Regions from separate parts of the Mus musculus genome. Here all the other regions are linked to region 3. Evidence: chromatin loops called from intact Hi-C (ENCODE). Cell type or tissue: heart. All regions are shown on one strand.

The links. A loop is a pair of places that touch in the nucleus more often than their neighbours do. Peaks named below come from ENCODE experiments on the same cell type or tissue, not always from the same donor. Only the 100,000 strongest peaks of a DNase experiment are listed, where the experiment ranks them.
Region 1: a loop joins it to region 3, with 2.3 times the contacts of the local background. A loop is called at or near these places in 6 of 42 quality-filtered maps.
Region 2: it touches region 3 in a loop (2.5-fold over the local background); 10 of 42 quality-filtered maps call a loop at or near these places.
Region 4: it touches region 3 in a loop (2.8-fold over the local background); 8 of 42 quality-filtered maps call a loop at or near these places.
Region 5: it touches region 3 in a loop (2.3-fold over the local background); 8 of 42 quality-filtered maps call a loop at or near these places.

Annotation. Positions count from the first base shown.
Region 1 is chr1:153,124,308-153,129,307 of GRCm38, forward strand. Lamc2 (laminin, gamma 2) reads right to left here. Exons shown (of 24, transcript NM_008485.3): 21 at 4,650-4,849; 22 at 2,699-2,857; 23 at 2,509-2,608. Among named protein-coding and RNA genes, the nearest start is that of Lamc2, 60 kb to the right of the region's middle. In heart, no CTCF peak of the experiment used is centred here; DNase peaks (open chromatin) are centred at 384, 2,394 and 2,884; H3K27ac peaks cover 1,438 bases.
Region 2 is chr1:153,099,508-153,104,507 of GRCm38, forward strand. All of the region lies in intron 8 of Nmnat2 (nicotinamide nucleotide adenylyltransferase 2), which reads left to right. Among named protein-coding and RNA genes, the nearest start is that of Lamc2, 84 kb to the right of the region's middle. In heart, a CTCF peak has its summit at 2,220 (motif pointing right); DNase peaks (open chromatin) are centred at 1,654, 2,034, 2,984 and 3,534; H3K4me3 peaks cover 275 bases; H3K27ac peaks cover 2,292 bases.
Region 3 is chr1:153,223,512-153,228,511 of GRCm38, forward strand. It overlaps Lamc1 (laminin, gamma 1), which reads right to left. Exons shown (of 28, transcript NM_010683.2): 25 at 4,000-4,199; 26 at 2,873-3,031; 27 at 148-247. Among named protein-coding and RNA genes, the nearest start is that of Lamc2, 40 kb to the left of the region's middle. In heart, no CTCF peak of the experiment used is centred here; DNase peaks (open chromatin) are centred at 1,090 and 2,480; H3K27ac peaks cover 908 bases.
Region 4 is chr1:153,383,089-153,388,088 of GRCm38, forward strand. All of the region lies in intron 1 of Gm46246 (a long non-coding RNA gene), which reads right to left. Among named protein-coding and RNA genes, the nearest start is that of Gm46246, 11 kb to the right of the region's middle. In heart, a CTCF peak has its summit at 2,741 (motif pointing right); DNase peaks (open chromatin) are centred at 2,223 and 3,793; H3K27ac peaks cover 490 bases.
Region 5 is chr1:153,374,548-153,379,547 of GRCm38, forward strand. It overlaps Gm46246 (a long non-coding RNA gene), which reads right to left. Exons shown (of 2, transcript XR_001779877.1): 2 at 3,310-3,852. Among named protein-coding and RNA genes, the nearest start is that of Gm46246, 20 kb to the right of the region's middle. In heart, no CTCF peak of the experiment used is centred here; no DNase peak of the experiment used is centred here.

The sequences.
Region 1 (5,000 bases), 99 kb before region 3:
TTAGTAGAGACAAGCTGTCTAAGGAACACATGCACCGGTCCTCCTGAGATCCTAACAAACTCTGCCCAGAGAAAACAGTTTGCCATACACTGAGATGGCCTCACTTTCAATTAAGAATAAAGTAGAAATCTTCCTAAGAACATGAGGCCTGCATCTGTGCTCTGAACAGCCTAGTTCAAGACTAAGCTCCATAGTGTAGCCAATGAAGTTCCGAGCTCTATTTGGTTGAGATAATGGATCGTGAGCTGAGAAGGCTGAAGGTTATTAAGGGGCCGAAAGCTGTCTGAGGTCTAACATAGCTCACCCCTGGGATCTAAACTAACTCCAAACAGACTTTCCGTATCACCCCAAGGAAGTATCTTGCTGTTTTATATTAGGAGACCTTTAGAAATAGGCTGAGCCACAGGGTTTACAAAGGCCAGGGTGTCCTTAGCTCTTTGGAGGATGGATTCCAGCTGCTAGGGAAAGATGTATGACTTCATTCTGGCTCGGTGTCTGTTCATTCCATTTATAACAAATGCCATGGCATTTCTACCTGTACACTCTATAAAACCAATGTCAACATGAGAGTACCAGGTCATATTCATTTAGTTCAAGTAGATTTGAGTAGTTCCCAGTGGGTTCACACTCAAGGTCGGGCTGCCTCATGTATCTGAGCCTCAGTGACAGGATTTGCTTCCTCCTGATGTGTGTGTGTGTGTGTGTGTGTGTGTCTGTGTCTGTGTACACATGCCACAGAACATGTACAAAGGCCAGAGGAAAACTTGTGAGAGTCAATTCTAGGATTTGAGCTTATTAGACTGAGCTTATTAGACTGAGAGTACTTAATGAGTTATTACCCTCAAACTCAAGAGACTGCCTAAAGTAGAAGTTATACCACAGTGAAAATACTGACCCGATGCACCCTTCAGGGAAAACTTCAAGAATTAGGGGTTGTGTCCCAGCACAGCAAATGAGTGAGCTTGGGAGTGAAGTAATGTGTACGGGAAGCCACATTCAGGAAGAGAACAGGACAGGAACATGGAGGGAGACACGGATCTCAGGGGAAGCCCCGCCCCACAGTTTACTGTGTGCTGTGCATCCTTGGTTTACCCCCATGTGAAGCACAACAATAAAATTCATCTCCCCGAATGCTAACAAGACTTAAATGGTCATGCCCTGAGAGCTCCTGGCACAGTCCCTGACAGGTAGTAAATGGTTAGCACTTCCCACCACCTTCCCTCTCTCCCTCCCTCCCACTCATGTTCCCTTTAAAGGCCCCATTAATTTCATTACCGTTCTTTAGAATGCTATCCCATGCTGCTAAAATCTTAACTGGGGAGATCTTATCTTTCATCTTTAGAGGACATTTTACTCTCTGGGGCTTCCTGGATCACAAATAGACCCATTAATGTAACAGCACAGAGAATACTGGCCTGTCAGTGATACTCCTCCATGAGGCAGTCAGGCATTGCAATTGTTCTACTGAACCAGTGAGGCATAGCTGGGGTTTCTCCTGGATGCCATGGGAATACGTGACCTAGCTCCTAGTCCCTACCCACTGGAGTCTCCGTTGTTGAGGGCCCCCTATTAACTATTAACTTTAGACTTCAACTTTTTAAACAAGTATTTCTGTGTGCATATACATGCATGTGTGTGTGTTCATGTTCTATATGAGTTCAGGTGCCCATGGAAGCCAGAGAGGGTATCAGATGCCCCTGGAGTGGAGTTACAGATGCCCAGCCTGAGTACTGGGAAAGTAAAGGGGATTCTCTTGAAGAAAGAACACATGTTGCTAGACAATGAGCCAGTTCTGCAGCCCCCAGATTTAGACTTTTAATTAACAGCAGTCTTCTTTGGGTAGTAACTACAGGGAAACCCGATTCCCTGCCATACTGTGCTAGTAAATCTATTCTATCCTAAAATCCATGAATCTCCCCCTCTTTGCACATTTCCTCCAGGTTACTTATCCAGGAGGCTCCTCTTTTCCCAGTTGGTCATAACAGGTATAGGTTTGTTTAGGGAGGAACCTCATCAGATTTAGCAGATGGTCCTTCAGACCAAGGCAGCCCATTGCTCAAGCCTTTCCCTCCCCACTGCTTCTGCTTCATAACTGGCTCCTGTCTGCTTCCAATAGTTCCCACATGGCCTTCTTTGTCTCTAGGCCCCCCAGTCCATAACTTCTCTCTGGTGCAGTGATGTGGTTACTCTCCTCTTTAAGACTGCCCGGGGGCCCCTCAGGCTCAAGACCAGGACCCTCAAGCTGACCAGACTTCTGGGAATTTCCTGGAACACACCCAGTGCTCTGACTCACAGCCCTTCACTCCCAGATACAAGTGCTCAGTGACTCATCTTAGACATGGTAAGACGGAAAATGTAAAGCAACCTGGCCCAAGTGTCTGGGCCCTGAGACAAAGCAGACTTCCAGATGGTCTCAGGGAAAGTTGAGATCCCCTCGCATCCGGACTAAGAATGTCAAGTCCTCTGGGGACAGACCCTGGGCTGGAAAGCTGAGGATGCTCTACAGACCTATGAGGTGTAGGATGCCGTCCAATGTGTTGAGTGTGTCTTGGATGGTAACTCCGGCACTCGTGGCTCTGGCATCAGCTTGCTGGGCTTCAGTAATCACCTGAGGACGAGTGAGTACAAAGGTGTTCTGAGATGTTATTTTTGTCTTGGCAACTAAAGAGAGCGCACATGGAAAGACGCCTGCACTCACCAGCTGCACCGTGTCCTTATCCGTGTCAAACTCCAGCTCCTTTCTGGCCAGCTCCCCCTCCATCTCTCTCATCTCGCTCTTCAGAGTGGCCAGTCCCTTCTCCATGGCCAAGGCCCCATCTGCTGTCACATTAGCTTCCAAGTTCAGACTCCCTATCTCCTGGGAGAATAAAAAGAGCCAGGGACGTGAGGAAAGGGAGGGTGAGGCTCAAAGCATCCCAAGGACAATTGGAGAAAAAAAAACCAAAAAAACATCTGTGCCTGGCTCTGATGGAGCAAGTCAGATGGACAATGAGAGAGTCAGACTTCGGGACACACCCTTCCCCAGGCTGGCCCTCAAGCAAGTTAGTTCAAGGTTAGCTCTCTAGAGACTAGGAGGGTCAGTGCGAAAACACTGGTTCTCTTTCAGTTCGGTGCCTAGAAAATTTCTAACGCAATCAGGAAAGCATTTGAGCAAACCCAGAAGGCAAGAAACACCATTCTCTGACACTCATGGGCTTTATTCCAAAGACTCACCTGGTCTTTGGAACAACTTTACAAGGATTTCCCCAAGACAGTTGTACTTGGAATACAGACCTGGAGTTAACTGTAGTGGTGGGTTTTTGTCTTTGCAGGGAAAAAGTTCATCAATGCCTTTATCAATAAGCTACAATTAAACAGTTGCAGGTATCTTTATGCTTGATGCCATATAAAGGAAGGTTTATGAAACTGCCCTCAAGGGGAATTATTAGAAATTATAGTTTGTAGGTTACCAAGCAGTCTTAAAAGTGAGGTCGAATAGTCTAGATGCCCAAGACCTCTTGACTTCCTGGAGTGGCACCAGCTCCCTAGAAGTCCTTAAGTAAGCAGGAAGGAGGTCACTTTCAGCCGAGAAGCATTCCTTTGCTGGAGCTCTAGGCATAGCAGAGCTGGATCTCAGATCTCTTGAATGCTCGTCAAGCAAGGGACCAGATAGTTCTTATCTCCATCCCTAGCACCAAGCATTCACAGTGCCGGACAGACTAAAATAGGCCCAGCTGAGACAAAGGATATAGAAGGCTGTAGAGCACGGGGATTTCATATCCAGAATCAAAACGCTGATGTCAATTGTTACAAGTTAAATTTACGTCCTAAAACTCATGGTGAAGTCCTAAGGGCTAGGGATGTTTCTCAGAGGGAGAGAGCTTACCAGCACGAACAAAGACATGGTGGATGGAGTCTTTGCTTACACGCTTCTCTCAACTCAGAAGATGGCCTTATTTGAAAACTGACAGTTGCAGATGTAATTAGCTACAGTGAAGTTACACTGGACCCTTAATTCAGTGAGACTGATATCTTCTTATAAGATAAGACTGAGATATGAATATAGTGGCCAGCCTGGGCTACATAGTGAGATCATATCTTGAAGAAGATGAAGGAGAAGGAGAGGAAGATGGGGAGAAGAAGAAGAGAAGGGGAAAGAAGAAGGAGGAAGGAGGATAGAGAAAAGAAGAGATGATAGAGGACTCTGGGGATCACACAAGCAGGGAGTGGACGGATAAAGCTATGCACCAAGGAAGACCAGGATTGCCTGGCCTCCTCTGCAGCTGGCAAGAGGAAAGGAAGAATTCTCCCTGGAGCTGTCAGGAGAAGTGGAGCCCTGGGCGACTAGTTTCTCATCCTAACCTTCCGAACGGTGCAAAAGTCACTTCTATTTTTCTAAGTATTTTCTGATAGCAGCCTTAGAAATCTTCATAGTAAACAACTCTGGGTGTTCTCCACAGTGCTGTTCAAAGGAACATGGAATATGGTGTAATAGCTGCTAGCCAGTGATAGAATCCATCCAGCAGAAGGGTGGGCGTGTAGAGCAGGGCTGCTGTGCCCTCTCCAGGACTCTGAGCCATAGGGGCTGAACTGAGCTGAAACACTCTCTCTCTGGAACAGGGCTGTGTTGGGCACTGCCTGGGGCAGCCCGTATATCCATTTCTCTTTACCTGCTCTATCTCGCTGCTGATCTCCAGGGCCTCCCTAGCTGCGTTCTTTGCCCGTTGGGTGTCGGCAGTGGCGCTCCCCAGGGCCGTTTCTGCTTGCTGGGTCTTGTCACTGGCATCTGCAACCTTCTGGCTAATAGAGGAGAGTCTCTTCATGGCCTCTTCAGCCTCTGCTTTTCTGTCTTCAACCTGCAGATCAAACTCTAGAATGAAGAAAAAAAGAAGAGAAAAGAAAAAAAAAATTGCCACAGAGACAACTGAATGAGAGTGCCTGGTGTTCTGAGGAAAAATTCCTGAAAGGGACCGATTACTAGCTAGGGGTGAGATGCTGCAGCTGGGATTAGCCTTTCTTTC
Region 2 (5,000 bases), 120 kb before region 3:
GAACGTAAGCATGCGTTTCCCCTCGAGGTTCTTGCAGGCTAAAAATACCCTAGTTACTAGTGCTTACATCGTTGTCCAACACAAAATTAAGCATATAGAAAGTGTGGAAGAGTTTTTGAACCCAGCTGGTAAGATCTCAGCAACGGTTGGATGTTATTTCGGTATTCTCTCATTGCTGTTAAGTCCTGGGAATTTTAGCTTATGGTTTCCTACACACTAGCCGCCAAACTACACCCCTGTCTCCCTTTGATGGTTCCCCTTTAAATTATTTTGTTTTATTTATTATTATATGGCATGCAAGTGTCAGAGCACACAAGAGGAAGTCAGAAGACAACTGTGTGCAGCTGGCTCTCGCTTTCCACCTTTGCTCGTGGGTGCCAGGGATCAAACTCAGGCTGTGTGACAAGCACTTTTACCGGCTGAGCTGGCTTCCCAGACTGTGTTTTTAATTTTAAAGAGAGAGTCTTCCTAATTTTTCTTAACTAATGATCCTCCTGCCTCAGCCTTGTGAGCAGCTAAGATTAAAAGGTGCCTCCCCAGCCTGAGCTCATTCTTTCATTTTGAAATATTTACTGAGCACCTTCTGTGTGACAGCAATTCCGAGTCTACAGCTAGGAGAACAGATAGAAACAAAATATTTGGCTAGTCCTCTTGCTTCCTATTGGGAAAGCCAGACAATTAATGAATCATATTTGGCTGTATCTCACAGATTATCCGATTTAACCCCTATGAGATGGGATCTCTATTCCCATCTTAAAAACATGGAAAGAGGACTGGCAAGGTGGCTCAGTGGGTAAAGGCACTTACTGTCAAGACTAACGGCCTGAGTTCAATCCTCAACTCACGTGGGACAAGGAGAGAACTTCCACATACACAACATAACATGTATACACACACATAACCACATATGTGTGCTTGTGCTCCCGCCCCCCCCCCCCGGACTAAATAAACATAACAATTTAATAATATATACAAAAGGGGGGCTTAAGCAAGTTGAGGCTTGTTCTAGATAGTACAGCTGTTGAATGGTGGAACAGGGTCTCACGTAATTCTTCAGATCCTTTGTCCAGTTAACATGGACCTGCGGAGGAATGACAGACATCCCTCAAAGCAGGCTCAGTGAAGGCACAAGCTGGGCATTGACTCTCGGCCTGGTCCAGGTTAAGCCGTCACAAAGCAAAGAGGTTTTCATGTAGGGAGGAGGCTAGGAAAGACCCAGTAGCGGGCACAAGCCTGAGAGAGGAGATGGCTGATAAGTGAGTTGGTTCTCTTCATTTGGAAAGGCGCTGGCTTTTGATGGAGTGTGCCGAAATCACTGAGTGTAATGATTGCCTGTCTGGGCCATTCTCAGGGTCTCAGCATTTTAAACAAGCAAGAGTTAATGTTTACCTGGAAGGATTAAATACCTAAAGGTGATTTCAGACACCAGAAGTCCGCCAATAGAGACACTCTTTTCTTCCTGAACTTCTCAAAGTCTCACATTCTTTTCATTGGTTGTGCCCTACATGCCTCTAACCAGCCAGTTATGGACTAAGCGGCTTCCTACATCCATCAGCTATGGGAACATAACCAAAGAAAATAAACAGAGGAAGAGCCGGGGGCATTAACCACTCCAGAAGAAATCCCAGGGCCCCCAGATAAATGGAGCAAAGGCAAACGTGGTTATTCAGGCTCAGATGACTTTTTATCAAACTGCTTAACTCCAGCCCGGAAGCAGGAAGCCTGCGCGACTCTTCCAGCCGCGGGGGATTAGATCCCCACATTGCTAAAACCCAAGCTGAATTATCCACAAGAGAAGGACCCCCAGTCCCAGTGATTCGAAATTTGGGGACTGATTTCTGCTCAGGGATCTCGTGTAAAAGGTGCTGTTGATTTTCAGGCTTTTGACACGAGGCCGGAACTCTGGGCCTTCCTTCCCACACTCCCAGTCAAGCTGGCAGCACCGTGGGGTTGGGGTTGGTTTCCTCTGGGAAGCCCCATTGAAGGAGCTTTCGTTTGTTTGCGTTGAGGGCCATCCTGGAAGTGCACTCCTGGCTGCCTGACTAGCCAGGTTGATCACACTAGTTCTGGACCAGCCTTTCCTCCTGACGGGGGCAGAAGCCAGAGCAGTACAGAGGATGCTCTGCTGGAGAGTGGTTTAGACATTCTCACAGACGGGGATTTATAGGGCTCTCTCCCCTTTCTTTACCCTCCCAGCAGTGCTTACAGCTGTATGCTCTAGGGGGCGGTAGAGAGCAAGGATCTGAGGATATCTGGTAAGAGTATTGAATTTATTTTATTTTATTTTTTAAGAGCAAAGTGGTGGGTGTTTTCCTTCCTTTGTGTCTTGGGTTTTTTGGGGTTTTTTTCTTCCATTTTTTAAAAAGATAGGATCTTGCTATGTACCCCAAGTTGGCCTCAAACCCATGATTTTCCTGCCTCAGTCCCTGAGTTCTGGGATTATAGGTATACACCATCACATACCATAAAGTCTGTTTCAACTTGTGGTGTTTTGTTTTGTTTTGTTTTGTTTTGTTTTGTTTTGTTTTGTTTTGTTTGTTTTGTTTTGTTTTTATGAGACAAGGTTTTTCTGTGCCCTGGCTGTCCTGGAACTCTCTCTGTAGACCAGGCTGGCCTCAAACTCACAAAGATCTGCCTGCCTCTGCCTCCCAAGTGCTGGGATTAAAGGCGCACCATCATGCCTGGCTGGAGCTGTGATATTTTTAAACTGAGGAAGTTTCAAGTCTCTAAAATATGAGTCTATCGATGGATCTAGAAGAAGTGTGAAGCAACAAAAAGAGTCTTCAAGAGTGAGCGGCCCAAGAGGGATCAGATTCCATCACTAAGCTGTGATCGCATAGATAGGACAGATTCCTGGAACTGAGACACGCATCTCGGAAGACCGTTGTAAGGATGAGATGTGATAATGAAGCCCCGAGAAGAGTTCCTGGCACATGGCCGAGCCCTTGGTAGATGCTTACGGGTGGCCCCCATGCATCCCTGGCTGCCATCTGCAAAGGACGCAGAAGGAGGCTGGAGCCGCTGATGTGCTGTACGACGAGAAGAAAGTAAGGAGGGTTCTGAGCTCTGATGTAGCGGGATCACGCTGGATCGTACCAGGAGAGCCTTCCAGGCCTTCAGTGCATCTTGAAGGATCTTATTGCTAATGAAGTTGAGCCCTCTGGTTAGAACACCTGAATGTTTGGATGAAAGGCACCATCATTATAATCTGGGCTTCACTTGTTTTACTTGGCTGCTTTTGCCAGTTGCTCATAAAGTGTTAGTCACTACAAGATATGAGTCACTGAGCATTAACTTGCCCATATCCTTCAATACAGTCAAAAATAATCTTTTGTTAAGCCTCTCAGTTTGCATTTTAAAATTATTTTAAATGATGTATTCATTTCTCTTTGGTTTTTGTCACATGTATACATACATATGTTATAGCCTGCTGAGTGCATTTAGTACTGACCACATGGTGTTAAATAACCAATTAGGGCATTTGTCCCAAGGGAAGATTGCGTCACCTCATGGCAGTCATTAATTGCCTGCTGCTTGTCATCCAGAGATGGGGACCCTTGGGATTTCCTTATCCACACTACGTGTCAACTGATGTTGCCATTATTCAAGTCTTTTTTTTTTTTTTTTTTTTTTTTTGGTTTTTTGAGACAGGGTTTCTCTGTATAGCCCTGGCTGTCCTGGAGCTCACTTTGTAGACCAGGCTGGCCTCGAACTCAGAAATCCGCCTGCCTCTGCCTCCCGAGTGCTGGGATTAAAGGCGTTCGCCACCACGCCCGGCTTATTCAAGTCTTGTTTAGGCAGCCGTATTGTTGAGATTTCAAGAGTGCTGCTTTTCTGTCCTACATAAGACACAAACTCTTAGAATCTTCCACCCCTCTTCCTAGATGTTACCTGAGCCTTGGGTGTAGGGGTTGTATAGATGTATGGATTGGGGTTGGGCATGCCATAGTAAGTCCCTCTGTGCAGCCTGGCCAGTTGAGGCTTTCTTTTCCCTTCCCTCCCCTCCCCTCCCCTCTCCCCTCCCCTCTCCCCTCCCCTCCCCTTCCTTCTCCCCTCCCCTCTCCCCTCCCCTCTCCCCTCCCCTCTCCCCTCCCCTCCCCTCCCCTCTCCCCTCCCCTCTCCCCTCCCCTCCCCTCCCCTACCCTCTCCTTTCCTTTCCTTTCTCTTCTGTTCTTCTCTCTTCTGTTCTTTTCTCTACTTTCTTCTTCAAAATAGGATTTCTTTATGTAGCCCTAGCTGTCCTGGAACTCACCTAGTAGACCAGGCTGTCCTCAACTCAGATCCACCTGCTTCTGTCTCTCAAGTACTGGGATTAATGACGTGTGCTACCACTGCCTGGCTTAGTTGTGACTTTCTGTGATGGTCTCTGCAGGTTCTACAACCCATGTGGTAACTACTAACATTTTGCTTGATGTCACCCACTAGACAGTAACCTATCCAAATGATGAATTCATATCTGTCTTCTTACCCGTACATCCTTAGTATCCAGGAAGATGTCTGGCTAAGGCCACAGAGCATCTATATCTGGAAGTCATCAGGGCAGGTCTTAGAATTCAGACTCCTGAAGGGATGATGCCGGGTCCACATTCCTTCCAAGAAACTTGCCTCCTGGGTCATTAAGTGCTCTCTCCCTCAAGGCCAAGTTGCTTCTTGCTTCGCATGCCTCATATCCTCTTCTCAGATTCTCTATTCATGGGAAGCAGAGTCCACCTCCAACTGCTTCCTCTCTTCCGCTCCACCTCCATCTCCCCTGGAAAACTTTAACCGTCAGATGAACCGATAGCGTCGAGACTAGGCTGGGCAGGATGCTGAAGCAAGATGAATGTTATGGACCCCACCTCTGAGGCCTCACACACAGGCCTGGGGAGAGTGAAGAGCCCAGTGTGATCCTGTCTCCTGAGGTTTGACAGTATGCAGGTACATTGGCCATGTAAGGAGTGAGACTGACCAATCAGGTCTGCTCTGTTCACTCTACACCTCCCACTCCACACTCCCAAGAG
Region 3 (5,000 bases):
GACACTGTGTACAAGGTGTCTTTAAATAAGCAAGAGCTAAACAAAACATTAATATGAATGCCTTAATGATGCTTTTAGAGAATGTGACTCTGCATCAGTGGACTCAGCCCTGCAAGCGGTGGCTGCAGCAACCCTTCTGTTACTTACCTAGCTGATCCAAGAGGTTGTTCAGCTGGCTGAGGAGGCTGCTGACAGAGTTTTTGGCCTTTCTGGCATTGAGCTCAGCCTCCTGAGCAGCCTGCGAAGCCTGTAGTGGAAGAGGATAAACAGCATGAATACTTCGGACTTTGTGTTTTCTTCTTCTCTAAATATTTTCCTCCAGTGCACCAGCAGGTCTATTTTCAGATGTGTTTCCCTTGAATCAGAGTCGCTCTCACTGCAGGGTTTTTGGGGGTGGTATCTTCAGGTGGAGGATGTTATTTCTACTGCATAGTACAGTATATGCTTTTTGTTGTTGTTTTGGTTTTTTGGTTTTGTTTTGTTCTTTAAGACAGAGTTACTATGTAACCTAAGCTGGTTTCAAATGCAAGGTCCTCCTGTCTCAACCTTCGGAGTGCTGGGACTGTACTACTGTGCCTGGGTACCCCTAATGATGTATGCAGTCAGAAAACCAATACTATCCCATTTTCTCCCTTCCCCTCACTTGAGAACACTTTGGGGCAAACACATGATAAAATGGATTAAGTAGAAACAGGTTATTTTGTTTTAAGTTCGAGTTGAATGTAGGAATTATTATTCTAGAATGTGGATATTCTCAGGGCCCTCATTATTAGAGATGTTCTATTCTTGGAGAGAATAAAAGCGAGGCTTTTCTGAAAATTCTCTGTCAACTTATAAAAACACCCACACCCACACACGCACACACACACCCACACACATACACACACAACAATGGATATTTTCAAAGCCAACCAAAGGTAAACATACTTGGGAACGTTCCATGAAACCTGAACAAACACACAGAGCGTGAGTCACAGGATGCAGTGGAGGAAAAGGAAACATCCCTGTATCAGAAAGCAGATGCTCTCCCGACAAACCCAAAGCAGGACAGAAAGGAGTGGCTCTGCACTCCCAGTCACTAATTATTTTTCCTAGTTTTGGGGTCAGGACAAAGCAAACATTTGGGGATCAAAACATTGTGGGAATTTTAAAAACAGAAAAAAAAATTTTAAATTCAGTTCCAATTGCAGCTGTTCTCGGAGCCCATACAGGCTTCCTGCGAGTTTCTGGGACTGGGACACACGGCTGGAGCCCATACAGGCTTCCTGCGAGTTTCTGGGACTGGGACACAGAGCTGGGCTGTGTTTAACCTGTGGCCTTTGGTATCTTCCAGAAAGAATCACAACCTGTCTGGTTGAAGAAAATGTTACACTCAGGTAAAACTAGCTGAATGGTGGCCTTTCAAAACTGATAGAGTTACAAAAGAGTACAGAGAAGGATGGCTTGCTGCTCTCAAAAAGATATGGACCAAAAATAACGAAAGAAAAACTTAGTTTTCCCTCTTTGAAGTAAACCCAGATCCCTTTTTGGAACTGGCAAATCTGTATCCTTCGCTGTTTTCAGTGCTTTAAATACAATGCTCCCGTCAGAGTGCACCCACAGGGCTGGCAAGATGGCTGACTGGGAAAGAGGACTCACCACTAGGCTTGACGACCTGAGATCGCATGCTAACATCCACATGGTGGATGGAAAGAACCAACTCCCACTAGTTGTCCCGAGACCTCCACATGTGCCTTATGGCACGCATGCATCAAAAACACATGAAATAAATAAGTAATTTTAAAAATGAAGTACAGAGAAAAAAGAGAAAGACTAACGATTGCTTCATGGTCCTTTTCATTTGAGCCTCGCTTTGCATAAAAAAAAATCACAGAACAATCCAACACAAAGTTTAAAATCTCAGCTCTTTAACTAGGTGTGGTGGTGCACACCTTTAATCCCAGCATTTGGGAAGCTGAGACAGGAGGATTTCTATGAGTTCAAAGCCATCATAGTGCACACAGAGAGCTCCAGGTCAGTCAAAGCTACATAGTAAAACCACCCCGTCTCAAACAAACAAACAAACAAACAAACAAACAAAAACAAACAAATAAATAAGCCTCCAAATGCAGCTGCCTGTACAGCTGTGTACAGAACTGGCATCATTCCCACAGGCCTTGCACTTTGTCCCAAAGTAAACCCAGCTCGAGGCCCTGTGTTGGGGGCTTGGGAAAACTGGGCTTCTTCCTGCCACTGCAAGGGTGTGAGCAAACAGGCTGATATACACTGTCCCTGTGACTGCAACACAGAACAGGACAGGGACAGTCACACTACCACCCCAGGAAGTTCTTCTGAATGCAAAATACAGCACCGAATGAACAGAGCTGACCCTCATTCCCCACTGCCCCGTAGAGTCACAGATTAACTCTTCCACGTGGCGTGAGACGTGCACGTTACCACAGGCTTCCGTGCAGTGCTACAGAGTGCCTCACCAATGTCTTATATAACAAACTGGCTTCTGCCTCTAGTGAGCGAGCAGCTGGGAAAACTGGGAATGAAATGAGCTTTTCATTGCAATCTCCTTTTCTAAGTTATTTTATCCCGTGTAGGAATTATCCATTCAAACTACGTTAAAAAACATCACATACCCACAATTGCATTCTGTTCTGTTCTGTTTTGTTTTAAGTGTTCTGGGACTGCAGCTGTGCTTTGGTATGGGGGCAATTGTGCAACATCAATACCTGGCAAAGGAGTCAAATTCTTTGTCTTCTACGCAAGCTACTGACCCAATTCTTGAGGAAGAAAATGCAATACAAACGGAAACTCACAGGAATTGGGCATCGGGTGGGGGTGGGGTCCTTCCCAGTGAGCACCCCTGACCTCTGCCTCTTACCATCCCTGCCATCATCATGTCCTGGTCGGCATCATCTTGCTTCTTCTTCAGCTCATTCTCTGCCTCCTCCAGCTGCCTCAGCATACCATTCACCTCATTATCCAGATCTGTAACTTCCCCGAAGGTTCTTTCTGCGTCCGCCTTGGTACTGGTGGCATTCTGGGTACAGGAGAAGCAACGGTCGGCAGAGGCAAGCCAAAGCTCCTAGAGCAACCCTCCCTGTTCTAGTGCACATGCGTACTCCCTTTTGTAATCTGTAGAATGGCTCAGGGTGCAGTCCAGAAAGAATGTCACAATGACAGTTACTATCACTGCTCAACTCGTTATTCATTAGGTTCTCATTAAAAGAAAAAAAAAATCACTGTCAAACACAACAGCATTTTATACAGTTTTTTCATTGTGCCCTCTTCTTTACTGTTGAGAATTCCCTGTCCTAGTATAACCATGTTTAGCTGAGGTCACACACAGACAACAAATAAAACTGTAACTGTGAACCCTTTCCACTGCAATGCAGTTACCACACTTGACTGTTCTTGTGAGCTTAGCATCATCTACCAAAGACTACATCCTGAAATATGAGCATCTCATGAGACAGAATCTATTTAAAACTGACCCTTTCAAAGAAATTAAAATGGTCTGTGATTCTCAAAACACTTAATTTTAAAACAAGCTCTAATCTTTCGGTAACATAAAAAAGCCGGCCTGAAGAAATGCCTCTTTTATAGCTCTGGCTGTCCTAGAACTCACTTTGTAGACCAGGCTACCTCTGCCTCCCAAGTGCTGGGATCAAAGGCGTGCGCCACCACACCCGGTGAAGAAATGCCTCTTTAGCGTGAGTGAAGACAGCCTCTGTAGTGCTGGCCACAGCAGCTCTATGGAGGGTCTAGAGAACGTTTATGCAGGGAGAGAGCAGGAACCTTGGTGGGCGGGGACTATGATGTAAAAACCACCCCCTTCACAACTCAATCCAACACCCAGACAGTAGAAAGTCCTCTTCCTGGTTCTCTTTCTTCGGTCATTGTACTTATTCTCATTAGCATTGAAAAGAAAAGAAACAGACAGGGATGGTTCCAGAGAGTTCTGTGTGCGATGTGCAAGCAGGAGCTGGAGAAGATGGAAGTGCTCACCTTCTGCACGGCGCTGGCAATCCTCTCTGCCTCATGGGCCTTGTTCTTGGCCTCCGTGGCGTCAGCGGCAGCATTGCCCAGCGCTAGCTGGGCCTCCCTTGTCTTCTCATTGGCTTCAGCTATGGTCCGGTTGATGGCGGGAATTCTCCTTAGAGCTTCTTCCGCGGCTGTCTTGTTATCGTTCACGCGTCTATCAAAATCTAAAAGGAGTGCAAGAGACAGATTTGAACTAAACGGCAGAGAAGAAAAACCTTCCACAAAACAGCAATTGGATTTTGTTTAATAATAGATAAAAATCAGTGTCTTTCTTGGTTTTGTTTTTAAAATAACAACGGGGGTGAAATCTCAGAAAAGGAAGAAAACAGACAGCCCCGTGCAGGTTTTCCAGGTCTCAAGTCATAGGAATGCACATCTGTTTCTGAGAGGGTCCTATTTGAGAAGCCACTCCAAGCAGAGTCCCAGCATGTTACACTGTAGCCAGTGCCTTAGTGTCAACTGTGTGTCAGGCAGCATGACACTCTTCTTACAAATGAAGAGGCTAACTCGTGGAGCAGGGATGTAAACAGGCCAGCTGACACCAAAGCTCCCACGCCCAGCTAGTGTGCCTGCCAACCCTCCTTGTTTATATTGCCTGTGATTCTTTTTATCACACACGAATCAGCCCCTCAGTGGACTGGGCATGTTTCTTTAAAACAAAGAATTAAGTATCAGAGTCAGAGAAAGTGCCAGATAATTATCATGTATCATTTAAAGTCAGCTAAGCAGGCAGACTATGGTGACATTTTCATCTAATCGGAGGCCACTCTCCCACATGTGGCTTTTGGTCTTCAGTGAAGAGCAAAGGAATGAGAAGACAGAGGCACCCTGATTTTTCTTTCAAATACTTCAGCTTCAGGTTTGTTGAGAGATCCTGCCTCAATAAATAAAAGTGGAGAGCCTGCAAAGAAAATACCTGAAGTCTGATTTCAGGTCTGCACACACATGTGCACATATCCACACAT
Region 4 (5,000 bases), 160 kb after region 3:
GCAAAAACTTTGCATTACTGGGACTATTGATGCTGGTTAGCTGGAGCTAAGAAATTAGCGGTGATTAAGAAGAGACCAGCATCATTGAGGTGACATCTTCTGGGAAGTGTTTTCTGAAGGCACAAAGAGGCTGTGTTCCAGAGATGGCCAAGGTTGTACTCCTGCTGCAGCGGGACTTGGTAATATGTAAGGGTCACCCAGGTGGTACTGGTTTTGAAGGCATGAAGGGGTCACGCAAAGCAGCTGAGGCTTGGCACTGTGTGAGGCCATGGAAGGCCATTGGTGAAGGTGCAGGCACAGTTGCAATTGAAGGCCCAGGACTGAAGGGGTCATGCAGTGTTTTGGAGATGCCATGAGATGACCACCAAGAGCAGCAGCAGCAGTGGGGTACAGGCATCTGGAGCCTAGAGGATGACGCGTGTGCTACAAAGGGCATGGCTGGAGAAGTGACCCAAGCCCTTGGAGGAGCCCAGAAGATCGTGAGTTGGATCCCAGACATTGGACAGTTGGAGATTGATTTTTGCTTTGATTGTGACTGTGCCCTGATATTTTCCCTCTTGAAGGAAGAAACTGTTTTAGTGGAGCCCACAGTTAAGAGACTTTTAATTGTAAAAAGAGTTTGGATTTTAAAAGAGATGGATATTTTAAAGAGATTGAAAATTTAAGAATATGTAAAGACTGTGGGACTTTTAAAGTTGTTTAGATCTTGGGGATGAATAAGAATGTAAGGGTTGAGGCTTACTAGTGATTTGTTTGTGTGTCAAGTTGACAAGGGGTCAATTGTACTGGCTAGTTTTGTGTCAACTTGACACAGCTGTAGTTACCACAGAGAAAGGAGCTTCAGTTGAGGAAATGCCTCCATGAGATAAAACTGTAAGGCATTTTCTCAATTAGTGATCAAGGGGGAAGGGCCCCTTGTGGGTGGGGAACATCTCTGGGCTGGCAGTCTTGGATTCTATAAGAGAGCAGACTGAGCAAGCCAGTAAAGAACATCCCTCCGTGGCCTCTGCGTCAGCTCCTGCTTTCTGACCTGCTTGAGTTCCAGTCCTGCATCCTTTGGTGATCAACAGCAGTATGGAAATGTAAGCCGAATAAACCCTTTCCTCCCCAACTTGCTTCTTGGTCATGATGTTTGTGCAGGAATAGAAACCCTGACTAAGACACCTAGCTTGAAAAGGGCATTTCTAATGTATCATTTTCTTTCTTTCTTTTTAAAGATTTATTTATTTCATGTATATGAGTACACTGCAGCTGTCTTCAGACACACCAGAAGAGGGCATCATCGAATCCCACTGCAGATGGTTGTGAGCCACCATGTGGTTGCTGGGAATTGAACTCAGGATCTCTGGAAGAGCAGTTAGCACTCTTAACTGCTAAGCCATCTCTCCAGCCCCTAATGCATCATTTTCAAAATCTTTTTTTTTTTTTTTTTTTTTTTTTTTTTTGGTTTTTCGAGACAGAGTTTCTCTGTGTAGCCCTGGCTGTCCTGCAACTCACTCTGTAGATTTGGCTGGCCTACAGAAATCTGCCTGCCTCTGCCTCCCAAGTGCTGGGATTAAAGGCGTGTGCCATCCCTATCCACCTCATTTTCAAATTCTTATATTTTAATGCAGACTCATTCTATTTCTGATCCAATAAATTGATTTGCATTACTGCCTGAAGTGTCATGGAAGCGTTGTCTCTGTGGCACAGCCTGGGTCTTTGGTGTGTCCATGGACATAACTGGAGATAGGAAAGTTAAGAATTCCATTTTGCTGCTGACCTGGGGAGCAGGCTGCATCGTCTGAACACACCTATGGACCAATTCCAGTTTTAAGGTCTTTGAACATTTTATGTCACTTAACTATCCCGGCCAGCCAACGAGGTGCGTTCTACCACTACTCCCCATGACAGATGAAGCAATAGAATTTCAGAAAGGCAAATACATTTCTCAAGGTTACATAGCTAACAGTGGGCTGTGTTCACACAGTCAGCCTTGAGTCTGTAGTGACAAGCGTCCTGATGTTCCCTGATGTTCTCTGGATCCCTGTCAGAAGGCATCTGTCTCCATCAATGTCCTCCGGGGCAGCCTTGTCCCTGGGAATTCCAGGCTTACAATTCTGCATCAGGAACAGAGCCGACTTACCTAAGCCTTTCCCTCCAGGAAACACTTCACTTCCTCCAGTGTAATGACCCTCTTCCTTTTCCATACAATTCAATTGGAGACAAAGAGCTGCGATTTGATACCTCCTCCCCTGTGCTGTGGGCGTGAACCTGGGGCTTTCAACATGGTAGTCGGGTTCTGTAACCTGATTTATATCCCAGCTCTTTTTGTTTCTTTCTGAATTTTATCTTTTTATTTTTTAGGTATATCTATTATGTATATGGCATTCTGCCTGCATGTATGCCTGTGGCCCGAGCTGACCTTGTGCTCTGATAGCCCTCCAGGAATACAAGTGAATGCCAGAATGACAGTGCTCCAGCCTTCTAATGCCTTTTTTTTTAAAATAAATTTATGTCTGTGTGTGTGTGTATGTATGTCTGAGTGTACGTATGTCCTTTTTTTTTTTTTTTTTTTTTTTTTTTTTGAGACAGGGTTTCTCTGTATAGCCCTGGCTGTCCTGGAACTCACTTTGTAGACCAGGTTGGCCTCGAACTCAGAAATCTGCCTGCCTCTGCCTCCCACGTGCTGGGATTAAAGGCGTGAGCCACCACTGCCCGGCAGGCACATCCATATTAATGCAGACACAGACACCACAAGAGGGCAGATCCTCTGGATCTGGAGTTACAGCCAGTTGGGAGCTAGCTGCCCCCTGTGGGTGCTGGGTATTGAACTGGGGTCCTCTATGACCAGAAAGTGCTCTTAGTCACTGAGACTGTCTCCAGCTGGTCCACAACGTCTTTAAATGGCATAAATGCACATCCTAGAGTAATGAAAACTCATTTTCTGATATCTTTACCAGGTTAAGAAGAAGAAGAAGCAAGAGAAAGCTCCCAGGAGGACACCCATGGTGGCCCACACCCCAGATCCCAGCCCTCGGAGGACTGAGGCAGGACGGTTTTGACTTTGAGAAAAAGCAAAGTAATCTAGCAAGACCTTGCTTCAAAGTGAAAAACAAAACAAAACAAAACAAAAACAAGCTGAACAAAAGTTTTACTCTAGAGTACTTCTGCAATGTAGAATTATATAAGGTGAATTATGAAGTGCCCTTTCATAACCATGTTCTCTGTGATACGACCGCTCCTCTGCAAAGGCTACAGCTGAATAATGTCTTATATTGTCCTATCCTTTTGTTATGTTTGCCTGGATCCAAATATTTAGCGCGCATGCGTGTCTGACTGACGTGCAATCGCGCGCCTGCGTATGTGTGTATTTGTGCACGTGAGTGTGTAAATTTGTGTGTGTGTGTTGATGACAATTGCCCCATCAATGGCTCTCCACTTCATCTGAGTGAGTCTTCATCGCCGACTATGAAGTCCCGCGTGGGCTGCTAGCTTTTCTTCGGAGTAGCTTTAGTTAGAGATTTAGTTTGTGTCCTTCCTGCCTCTCTCTAGTGCCATGTGCCCTTAAATAGTAGGGCAAGCCTTTATGTAGTTTATACAGAATGAGATTTAAAACCTGTATTTATCTCGAAAAGAACTGAAAAAGGAAGCTAAACAAGTATGGAGGGGTCAGCACAGGCCGTCAAAGGCTGAAGCCTCAGCAGAACACGGAGCCGCAGGTTAAAGTGCTGGAGGTTAGAAGTCTGAGCTTGCACAGCAGACTTCTGAGTCAGAGCTGGAGCAGGAATGCTTCACTGTGCCCAGCCCTTTGGGACTGGGGCTTGCATCAGTCCCCAAAGCTCTCCAGTGCCGCCGTGTGGTCAGATGCAGGAGCTACATGTACTAGAGAGCCGTTCTGAAGCATCCCACCTTCCAGGAATATCTGTTGTTAGAGTTCGGGCAGAATGAAGACAAAGGAAAAAACTGATGTGCCAAGACGAGGAAAACATAGATTATTTAGGAATCTGTTGCTAATTGGAAAGATTTTTGAAAGTTTTTAAAAATCTGTTTCATTAAGAAAACCAAACAATAAATCCAGTCACGTTTCCCAACATTCTCTGGTATACCTCTTCAAAACAATAAAAAGGAAGTTTCCACCAAACAAAACTTCAAAATTCCAAACTCTCCACATGCACTCGTTATGTCTTCTCTGGCAAATGTAAGCTTTGTGCAACTTTTTATGGGCTTAGGGTGTAGCTCTGTTGTTCTAGACTCCAGGAAGCCCTGGGTTCCATGCCCAGCACCAAATACAATGGCTTGGGGGTCGCATGCCGATAAGCTCAGCACTCTGGAGGTGGAGGTTCAGAAATGCAAAGTCATTCTCAGGTATGGAGTGAGTTGGGTGCTAGCCTGGGTAACATGTGATCCTGTTGCAAAAAAAAAAGTTATCAAATAGTAGAGATTAAAATGATATATTAATGGGATTGATGAGATGATGGCTCAGTGGGCAAGAGCACTAACTGCTCTTCCAAAGGTCTTGAGTTCAAATTCCAGCAGCCACATGGTAGCTCACAACCATCTGTAATGAGATCTGACGCCCTTCTGGTGTGTCTGAAGACACCTACAGTGTACTTACATAGGTATCTTAGTCAGGGTTTCTATTCCTGCACAAACATCATGACCAAGAAGCAAGTTGGGGAGGAAAGGGTTTATTCGCCTTACACTTCCATACTGCTGTTGATCACCAAGGAAGTCAGGACTGGAACTCAAGCAGGCCAGAAAGCAGGAGCTGATGCAGAGGCCATGGAGGGATGTTCTTTACTGGCTTGCTTCCCCTGGCTTGTTCAGCCTGCTCTCTCATAGAACCAAGACTACCAGCCCAGAGATGGTCCCACCCACAAGGGGCCTTTCCCCCTTGATCACTAATTGAGGAAATGCCTTACAGTTGTATCTCATGGAGGCATTTCCTTAACTGAAGCTCCTTTCTCTGTGATAACTCCAGCTGTGTCAAGTTGACACACAAAACCAGCCAGTACAAT
Region 5 (5,000 bases), 150 kb after region 3:
CTGCTGTTTTCTACCTCCTTCGAATAAAAACCACATCTTAAACATTGTACTTTACTCCAGTGTTTGAGACAGGGTCTTCCTGTCTTGCTCAGGCTGGTCTTGAACTCGCAAGCTTCGTTGATTGTCTGGTCTCAGATTATAAATTGCTAGGATTAGGCTCTAAGTGAAATTTATTAATTATACCTTATTATGTTTTAATGTATTTATTGGGTGTATGTGTATGCATATGCATGCATCTATGGAGGTGAGAGGATGACCCGTGGAAACCAGTTCTCTCTTTGCGCTATGTATGTCCTGTGGATCAAACGCAGGCATTCAGGCTTGGCAGTAAGTGCCTTTACCTTCTGAGCCATCTTACCAGCGCTTAAACATTTCTTAAAAATGGATTCACTGTCTGTCTGCCTCTGTCTGGGAGCAGCCTCTTACTAATCTTTGTATCCTAGCATCTGGCAAACTCAGGAAGTTACTAGAGTAGGGCTGACTCCTGTAAGCCCAGCAATAGAGAAGCTGAGGCTGTGAGTTGAACCCACCTTGGGCTGCAGAGAAAACCCCTTTCTCATAAAACAAACAAGCCTGATAGAAAAGAATTTGAGCCACATCATATTACAGATATGTCAAAGTGAGTAATTTACATCATTTATAAAATATGGGTCAGCCCTGAGGGTATGCCTACTATGGTAATGGGGTTGATTTCCTTTAATAAATCCTATTTTCTGTGTGATGCATCCCATCTTGGTATGCTTCTCCTTGGTTGAAGGACGTCCGGTGGAAGCTCCCAAGGTACCATTAAAGCCTTGTTTGAAATTCCATCTACTTTCTAGCTTGGCCACACAGCACACAGTACTGATCAAAGTTCAGTGAGGAAAAGAGGCAACTATTTTTCTTGGTTTAGAATCTAACTGAACTTCCACCAAGGGTCTCTGGTTGGGTGGGTCCAGTTTTGTGAATGAATGATTCCTTTGCCAGCAAACGATATTGCTGAACCCGGCCATTAAGAAGCCAGGAGGCATGACCTTGGGGTAGTTATCATCAGTAATCTACAGCAACTGTTAGAAGGTTTCAGTTCCTACTGTTGGGCAAAATTTTAACAAACAGACTTAAGTAAAATATTTCTGAAGTTAAAAACAAAACAAAACAAAACAACAACAGCAACCAACCAACCAAAACCCCACAGTTTTCCTTGGGAATGTTTTTAATATGTGTATACGCACACACACACACACATATATATACACACACACATACATACATATATACATATACATATATATGTATGTGTGTATGTATATATGTATGTATATGGTTGTATATTGAAAAATGTAAGCAATTCTCATGAAATTATTATGAATTCACAATTTAAAAACCAAGAACATTCATAAGTTGATATCACTTTAAGCTTTTGAAAAATGAAGAACTGAAATAATTTGTAAAACCTAAAGGGAGGCCTCCTGTGGTCTGTAAATGCTGACTTCCAGAAGTTAAACAAGTTAGAGGCCAACCTGACCTACTTGTGAAAGAGAGAGAAAGAAAGAAAGAAAGAAAGAAAGAAAGAAAGAAAGGAAGGAAGGAAGGAAGGAAGGAAGGAAGGAAGGAAGGAAGGAAGAAAGAAAGAAAGAAAGAAAGAAAGAAAGAAAGAAAGAAAGAAAGAAAGAAAGAAAGAAAGAAAGAAAGAAAGAAAGAAAGAAAGAAGAGGGGAGGGGAGGGGAGGGGAGGGGAGGGGAGGGGAGGGGAGGGGAGGGGAGGGGAGGGGAGGGGAGGGGAGGGGAGGGGAGGGGAGGAAGCAAGCAACTCAATCACAGCTGTTGGAGCAGGATTTAACTGATCTTGTATTTTCACAGCTGGACGGCTGTGATTCTATTCTTTCTTTCAAACACCCCACCCCATTAGTTACTGTAACTGCAGTGAAGGCAGAACAAGTTTGTCTGACCTCAGTGTGCTCCGAAGCCAGGGAGCCCTTAAAATCCAAAAGACACTCTAAAATGAGAGAAGTAATATTTGTTTCTTCCTCCAAACGGAGACCCCACCCCTCTCCACCCCCAGCTTTAAATTCAAAGGGTTGATGGTAAGTCAGCTGAGGGAGACTCTAGCCCACACCTGTGAACACCACTGCTCCCCTCACTGTCCCATTGTGTTTACTTGTGAGAAGGAATCTCCCAAAAGCAAAAAGCGAAAAGCGTTCACTCCACTTCGAGCTTTTGTTCACAGAGGTATCACACTGAGCGGGAATGTGGGTGGGGTTTGAATTTGTAAAAAGCCTGATTAAATTTATCTAAAATAATCCTATCCTATCTTATTGGGTCCTGAATTCAACCCAGTCCATTCGTAAGCAAGATTCTTAGACAAACCCACTCACTGTTTAAAATCCCTTGTGTTGCAAATTAAACAGAGACCATAAACCAGCCCAGTCCTGGCTTGTGTCATCTCTGATTCAATCTGCTATCAGTTAGATATTGGAGGAGGATTCCTGCTGCTTTGCTGGGTCTGTCAATTTTTAATAAAAGGCCTGAATTGCTCTGAGTGTCTCGGAATCTTCTGTTTCTCTTTTAGTGATAAGCAAAACACGTCTGTTGAATGCCTAGGATTCTAACACTGATAGAGAGACAGCCTTTACCCCAATACTCTTCTGAGATTACGTCATAGTGACAAGGGCCCGAATAGTCTCCAAGGACTGAGGTATGGGTGGGGAGCCCTTAAAAGCAAATTCACTTCAATGTTGAGTTTAACCATTTTTATGATATATTTTTTTTGAGACAGTGTCTACTCTCTAGAGTAGACCAGGCTAGCCTTGAAACTGCAGTGATCCCCCTGCCTCAACCTAAGTTTTGAGATTACAAGTATGTGCCCCTAATATCCAGTATGATAACATACATACATACATACATTTATTTATTTATTTATTTATCTATTTATCTATCTATCTATCTATTTATTTATTTATTTATTTATTTATTTATTTATTTATAATGGGCTGGGGATTTACCTTAGTTGGTAGGACACTTTACAGGCACATGCAAAGCTCTAGGCTTGACCCCCCCCCCCATTACTGAATTTTTAAAAAACTAGCAGTGGTGACACATGCCTGCAGCCTCAGAACTCAGGAGGCAGGGACAGGGGCTCAAGATCACCTTCAACTATATAGAAAATTCAAGACCAGCCTGGGCTACCTCACCTATATTGACCACCCTCATTCCATCCTCTAAAAAATAAAAATAAAAAAAAATAATATAGCGTACCCAAGAAATACAAACGAAGTAAGAGAAGCTGGCAAATGTCTCCCAATGACAATAATAAAAGATGCAATGAAACATCTCAAAGAAAAATGCCATTTTACTCTGTGGCTGTAATTCTCTCCATAGAACTGACCCTCATTTAAGCAGTTTATTCAAATTGTTAGACGGATACTCATAGCTGGCAATCATGGCTCAATAAACCATAAGAGACCAAGCAGAATGCAGGAAGTCTCACACAGTTACTGTAAGGACTGACTTCAGGTCACACTGGACAACACTGAAAACCATAATGCTGGCCTGAGGAGGAACCTCTGCTCTGTTGCCTAGCAGCTAGGTGACTTAGCCGCATCCTTGCTGCCTGCTAGCCTCAGAGCTGATTCCCAGATAAGGACTCAGTCTGAGGATTCCATCTTGTCTTCTCTGTTTCTTCCATGTTTGCAGCACAGATGTCTTCAACAGAGAGGACTTCCTTCCGAAGGTGCCTCCTGAAACAAGGCCTCACATGTCTGCGTCTTTGGCTGCCAAGGACCTCAGGGAACTGTGGCTTTTTATGTTGGAGACGTTTATGTCGAAGAAGCAGACCTCGTAAGACCAGAGATTTCCCAGAAATAGCATAGATGTCCTGTGGTATATACAACATGCAGACCGATTACTTACAAGTAGCTAAAATAAACCTATCTTTGTAGACTAGTGATCTCACGTATTTGTTACAAGGACAACTGACTAACATAGTAACCGTCTCACACCTGTAACATTCTGGCTTTTTGGTCTCATGTAGCTGAGACTGGCCTCAAATTCCTAATCCTCCTGCCTCCACCTCCTGGGTGCTGGAATTACCACCATACCTTGCTTACATCTCTTTAAATAATCTACCAACTTCTGAAGGAAATTTGCTGTGTAGCAAACTGGGAAGATTGCCCTGATGCTTGAGCTCAAGAACCAGCGGGGCACAAATGCTAGTGAGCTCCCCTGTCATGTGACCAGCAGGGCTATTCAAGTCACACAGACCGGGTTGCTGAGTATGTCCACAACGGCCACGATGATGTAATACCTCTCTCGTCACACAGTACCAGCATTCTTGAGCTTTGAAGTACCATTTGCCAAATACACAACCTGTATAGAATGGAGCCACGACAGGAATCTGAGAGGAAGTGAAACCATCCATTAAATCTACAATGGGATCAGCAAACCAATTTTTCAATAAGAGCTCTACTGCTGAACATTGTCTGATAATCCTAGGCAAACCCACCATGACTAACGGTACAGAGACAAGAAGCCAGAACCTAGATCCAGATGTGCCTTAAGCACCACAGCTCCCAGAGACTCGTAGGCTGGTAAGTTTCTATACTTAAAAAATGTGGGATGCGGGCTGGAGAGATGGCTCAGCAGTTAAGGGCACTGACTGTTCTTCCAGAGGTCCTGAGTTTAATTCCCAGCAGCCACATGGTGGCTCACAACCATCTGTAATAGAATCTGATGTTCTCTTCTGGTGTGTCTGAAGACAGCAACAGTGTACTCACATACATAATACATTTTTTTAAAAAAGTGAAATAGAGAGGGAGTTCGTAGAAAAAAAAGCATCACTCCACAAAGGTGAGCGGCAGTCTTGGGGTCCCCGGCATTATATAAATTCCAGGTGAGTGTGGCAGCCCACCTGTAATCCTAGCACTTGAGAAGCAGGGACAGAGTCCCTGGAGCGAGCTGGCTGGCTAGACCGGCTGAATCAGCCAGCTCAGGGTTCAAGTGAGAGATCCTATCTCAGTATGTAAG